2 separate regions of the Mus musculus genome follow, and region 1 is linked to region 2. The links are chromatin loops, found by intact Hi-C in ENCODE. Cell type or tissue: left cerebral cortex. All regions are shown on one strand. Each heading gives the region's core, and the rest is flanking DNA. Links, peaks and the distances in the headings are about the cores only.

Evidence for each region. Hi-C counts contacts between places; a loop is a spot of excess contacts. Peaks named below come from ENCODE experiments on the same cell type or tissue, not always from the same donor. Only the 100,000 strongest peaks of a DNase experiment are listed, where the experiment ranks them.
Region 1: a loop joins it to region 2, with 2.4 times the contacts of the local background. A loop is called at or near these places in 4 of 42 quality-filtered maps.

What each region holds. Positions count from the first base shown.
Region 1 is chr3:80,544,917-80,547,848 of GRCm38, reverse strand. No RefSeq gene overlaps it. Among named protein-coding and RNA genes, the nearest start is that of Gria2, 260 kb to the left of the region's middle. In left cerebral cortex, for the core only: CTCF peaks have their summits at 1,614 and 1,817; a DNase peak (open chromatin) is centred at 1,487; H3K27ac peaks cover 1,986 bases.
Region 2 is chr3:80,668,569-80,671,500 of GRCm38, reverse strand. No RefSeq gene overlaps it. Among named protein-coding and RNA genes, the nearest start is that of Gria2, 130 kb to the left of the region's middle. In left cerebral cortex, for the core only: no CTCF peak of the experiment used is centred there; DNase peaks (open chromatin) are centred at 1,294 and 2,690.

The DNA of each region.
Region 1 (2,932 bases), core at 299-2,798, 120 kb after region 2:
ATGCTTGCTTATTTGTTTTAACAGAACCAAGCAAATATAATTCTCTGTGGTCCTTTGATATGTATATGTCATACTTGCTGTTCTGCCTATATATTCCCTTGAAGTTGGCTAATGGCTCCTCCTATATTTACCATTAGCAGAATTATGAATCTTTGATTTCAGTAGCTTTATAGTTTGTTAAACATTCACAAACATGTATAATTATTGAATTATAATGACTTGTATTCCACTAGCAGATATTCCTACTTACGTGTCCCAGCTAGTTCTTAAAACCCACCCACAATCCCTAGATACTGAAGCTCTGCCTATCTCAAGAAATTCATTTTGTACAAAAATAAATGTGTAAATCAGAAAAAATAATATTTAAGTAGTGTAGTTTATTTGTAATTAGTACATTAGTTGTTCAAATGTTCTGAAAACATCAAAATGTCAAGTTCTCACCTAGTAAATGTCATACCCTTACCTGCTTCTGAGGTTCAAATTTCATGTGAGGATTTCATAAGTAATAGGACATCCTTATCATAAGGATTTAGAATTTATTTTGAGAAACTTAAACTAATAACCATGATAGTATTATTTAACAACCTAGAATGGATCCGATTTTAGCTAGAATGCACTTACTCTATAGTTCAAATATGATATATGATGGGCACCATGGTATTACAGATAAAAATAACTTAGCATGTATTTTAAAACAAATCCTTGAAGATAGGTCGATGGACTTCCATTTCTATTGGGAAAACAAGCAAGAAGACACATTTTTCAAAAAAGCATTCTAGCTAACCACAGCATTAGGAATAACCTCTGAAGAACAGCTTGTAAAGAAAGCAGATAATGTGTGAGATTTGAAAATCACTTGATTAAGCAGCTGATTAACCAAAAAGCATTTGCCCGACTTCACAGGGAACTTCCTTGTTGTGGTTTTCCAGTAAGCAGTTTCAAATGATCATAGGAAGTACATAACTTCAGTTCTATTGGTCAAATGTGATCATCCAGGTAAACCAGTTGCCTGCCCCTGGAAGCCACAAAACAGGCACTGTAGGACTTCCTGGTGAGTTTGTTGGTGTGTTCACACTGCAGGATTACAGCCAGATCCCATGGCCATTATATCCTTTCTTTTGCTTAATTTGAAGTTTTCTTTTAGCAAATCAATGGAATGGATTTTGTAGCAATATTCCTTGCCACCCCTGCCACAGCATTTTAAAAGATGGAATATTTAATGGATGATGCTATAGAACATCTGGTGACTGACACAGAACAGCAGCACTATCCTGTGACACATGTATCTCTGGTGCTGGGAAGGGTTGATATACTTGCAAATTGTATTTGATTTGGGCTCAAAGATGATACATTACACAGGTGGTATAATTATACAGTGTAGAGTACAGAGATAATTCTTTTAGTGTTTGAAAGGTTGCTCTATAAAAAAATTACATAGCTTTGCCAGGAAGTTGTATCTTTCTTTAGCAGTACATGAAAAATGTGGGAGGTGAAAATTCTCAAAGTGATTCATTTCTCTGGCAGCAGAAAAAAATATGGCTACACTCTGTCCTTTTGGAAGTGATTATTCTACCTGTATTTTTCTCTATATGTTTTAAATTAAACTATTTTGTAGCTACATTTTCACTGTCTTACCACAAGGCACTGATCTATTAAAGTAGAACCTATACTTGTATAAACACTTTGAAAAGTTGCCATGGACAGTTGGGAGATGCTAATTTGAAAACACTGTAATCTATAAAGGCATCAACAAACTTGGCCCATATCATCATGTACAAAAGCTTACAGACATTTTCTTCTTTAAGATTTATTTATTTATATGAGTACACTACACTGAACTTGTCTTCAGATGCACCAGAAGAGAGCATCAGATCCCATTACAGACAGTTTTGAGCCAACATGTTGTTGCTGGGAATTGAACTCAGGACCTCTAGAAGAGCAGTGAGTGCTCTTAACTGCTGAGCCATCTCTCCAGCCCCAGACATTTTCTATAACCTCATCTGATTGAGACACTCTTAAAGACCAACTCTCAGATAATGCAGTTAATTTCAGTGTACCTCCCTTGCACTGGATACTATCAATGCAGAGGGGGGAAAGAAATACAAGCAGGAAGAAAAGGAAAAAATAGACAAGTTAGTGAAAGAGAAAGAAAAAAAAATTGACATAAATCTCTCAGAAAGTAGAGCATACAAAGAAATAAAAGAAAGAAAAAAAGGATACAAATTAGTATCTCTGATTAAAAATTAGCATACACACCTACTGTGTTTTAGAACTGCTCACATGTTAAAGGGCTCTTCCATGAACGTTGAAATATATGTAGAATCCTCCAAAGACCTGTACCTAAATGACTAGAGGAAGTCAAAATCTTCATATTACCCATGTATCCTTGGACTTAAATTCTGGTTCATCAGTGGCATTGTTTCATGAAGGAAGGAAAGGTGACTGAGTAAAAAGGAGCAAGGAAGACCAGTAAGATCAATAGGTAGTGATGGCCGAGACCCAGGTACATAGTGATTGCTCATGAATAAACAATTGTTGGTATGTATGAACAGATATCTGTAAGAAGTATCAGGAGGACCTGTATGCTTACCAGGGGAAGAGTGTGATAATGCTCCTCCTATTCTTTACCCAAGTGAAATAAGATTGACTGTATCTTGATTCAGTTCCATTTACTGTACTGTTACTCACATCCTCCTCATCTGTGCACCAGCAGGATTTCATACAGTGGATTACACTTTCCTTTCAATGGATAATGAGTCAATGGATAACGCCATGAGAGGCTCTGAAATATAGTGTATGTTGTTCTGTATTCTTACCTTTTCATATCATAATGTTGGCTGTCATATGGAAGGAAACAGAATTAGGATATCTCCATTCATTCTGTTTTGGTAAATGGTGAGGCGAAGTAGGATAGGAAAGATGAAGTGAAAAA
Region 2 (2,932 bases), core at 196-2,695:
AGTCCAGCTTCTTGAGCTCTTTGTATATATTGGATACTAGTCCCCTATCAGATTTAGGATTGGTAAAAATCCTTTCCCAATATGTTGGTGGCATTTTTGTTTTATTGACAGTGTGTTTTGCCTTACAGAAGCTTTGAAATTTTATGAGGCCCCATTTGTTGATTCTTGATCTTACAGTCCAAGCCATTGCTGTTCTATTCAGGAAGTTTTCCCCTGTGTCCATATCTTCGAGGCTTTTCCCCACTTTCTCCTGTATAAATTTCAGTGTCTCTGGTTTTATGTGGAGTTCTTTGATCGACTTAGACTTGAGATTTGTACAAGGAGCTAAGAATGGATCAATTCGCATTAGATGCTGAGAAAGCATTTGACAAAATCCAATACCCCTTCATGATAAAAATTTTGGAAAGATCAGGAATTCAAGGCCCCTATCTAAACATAATCAAAGCCATATATAGCAAACCAGTAGCCAACATCAAACTAAATGGAGAGAAACGCAAAGGAATCCCACTAAAATCAGGGACCAGAGAAGGATATCCACTTTCTCTCTACGTATTCAATATAGTACTTGAAGTCCTTGCTAGAGCAATTCTACAACAAAAGGAGATCAAGGGGATACAAATTAGAAAGGAAGAAGTCAAAATATCACTATTTGCAGATGAGATGATATGATAGGATATATAAGTGACCCTAAAAATTCCACCTTAGAACTCCTAAACCTGATAAACAGCTTCAGTGCAGTAGCTGGATATAAAATTCACTCAAACAAATCAGTGGCCTTTCTCTACACAAAGGATAGACGGACTGAGAAAGAAAAATCGAGAAACAACACCCTTCACAATAGTCACAAATAATATAAAATACTTAGGTGTGACTCTAACTAAGGAAGTGAAAGATCTGTATGATAAGAAACTTCAAGTCTCTGAAGAAAGAAATTAAAGAAGATCTCAGAAGATGGAAAGATCTCCCATGCTCATGGATTGGCAGGATCAATATAGTAAAAATGGCTATCCTGCCAAAAGCAATCTTCAGATTCAATGCAATTCCCATCAAAATTCCAACTCAATTCTTCACTGAGTTAGAAAGGGCAATTTGCAAATTCATTTGGAATAACAAAAAAACCTAGTATAGCAAAAATTATTCTCAACAATAAAAGAACCTCTGGTGGAATTACCATGTCTGACCTCAACCTGTACTACAAAGCAATTGTGATAAAACCTGCATGGTACTGGTACAGCGACAGACAAGTAGATCAGTGTAATAGAATTGAAGACCCAGAAATGAATCCACACACCTATGGTCACTTGATCTTTGACAAGGGAGCTAAAAACCATCCAGTGGAAAAAAGGCAGCATTTTCAACAAGAGGTGCTGGCACAACTGGCGGTTATCATGTAAATAGTTATTCTTATACCTGCAGATTACTGCAGGTCTCACTGTTCACGGAAAAGCTGTCTTGTATATGGAGCTTATCATAGAAGGCCACAACTGTTCAACATGTGGAGAATATGGGACTCTATTAATTCTGAAGGAAAAAGACAAATACACTACAGTAAATTTTGTCACATTCCTTAGCATGAAACTAGTGGCTCATTTTAAAGTACTGAGCAATGCTCTCCATGTGTTTGTTGGATTTAACTCAGCTATTTTTCCTGAGTGCTATGAGGAGAAGGATGCTGCTACTGATGTCACAGTAAGAGCTTTAGGGAAGCCCCTGTGACATCAAGATAAACAGGTGTTCATGGGATCTTTCTCATTGCTTGTTGTACAGAAGGATCCTAAACTGCCATCAGTCATAAAATGGGACAATTTCAATAACATAATAGAAATGTGGTCTTTCTGAAAGTGAGCTGAGAACTATAAACTCAAAAGAAACAAGTACAGATAACTGAGGCACACTAACTGAAATGCACCACCTTGCGTATTTAACCTGTGTGTGTGTGTGTGTGTGTGTGTGTGTGTGTGTGTGTGTGTGTGTGTGTGTGTGTGTGTTTTGCAGGGAGCGGGTGCGGGTGAATAAGGTATAGCTGTCTTTGCTGATGTAAATGCTTATTTATCATGAATTGTAACATTTATATAGGACTTAAATTATATATATGATAGTTATATATCAAATCTAAATATATAAATATATATAAATACATATTTGTTCTTCAGATGTTACAGATGTTGTCTTTACTATTAGTGCTTTTTGACTTAGGCAAATTCATTTAAAAATGGCTATACAAGGAAATGCCTTCATGTTTACCCTCATGAATTTATTTATTCTGTGCCTTTCTTTTTATTTTTTTGCCTTTGTAGATGGATTCAGATTTTCTCATCTGACATATCCTTTAGCATCTTTCTTTTCATCTATGGGAGTCAAGGTCTTCTGGTAATGACTAAGCTCAGCAATTTTTAGAATTGTAAAATATCTTTCTGTCAGCTTGCTTTTAAAGGGTTATATATCTTTGATCAAATTGTCTGATCCACTCGTCTAATGTGCTGTTCCTCAGAAGGAATCTGCTCTCCTTGTCTTTCCTTCTGTAAGTGGGTTGTTCTCAGGAACTTCTTTAAACACGCTTCTCCTTGTCACTGACTTCAAAGTTTGCCAGGATAGCCTTCAGAACAAGCAGTCCATGATTTTTGCGGTTGAGTTGCTTGAATTTTGGAAACTGTCAGTTTGAGTTTTTATCAAATATGAGAAATAATTGCATATCAATGGAAATAAGTGGATTTTCTGTTCTCTGTTTTTATTTGCGGGGATTCAGTTGCATGTGTTTCATTTTCCAGCTACCTTCAAATTGTCCTCTTCACCATGGTAACCAGACAGTGCTCTTTGATGAGCCTTCTCTGTAACTATCTCACGAGGTTTCATTTCATCTGGGCAATTCTCATCTTGGACCTTGTAGATTTCATTTAGAAAGGTGATTTTTGTCCATCTTAAGGATGTCTTC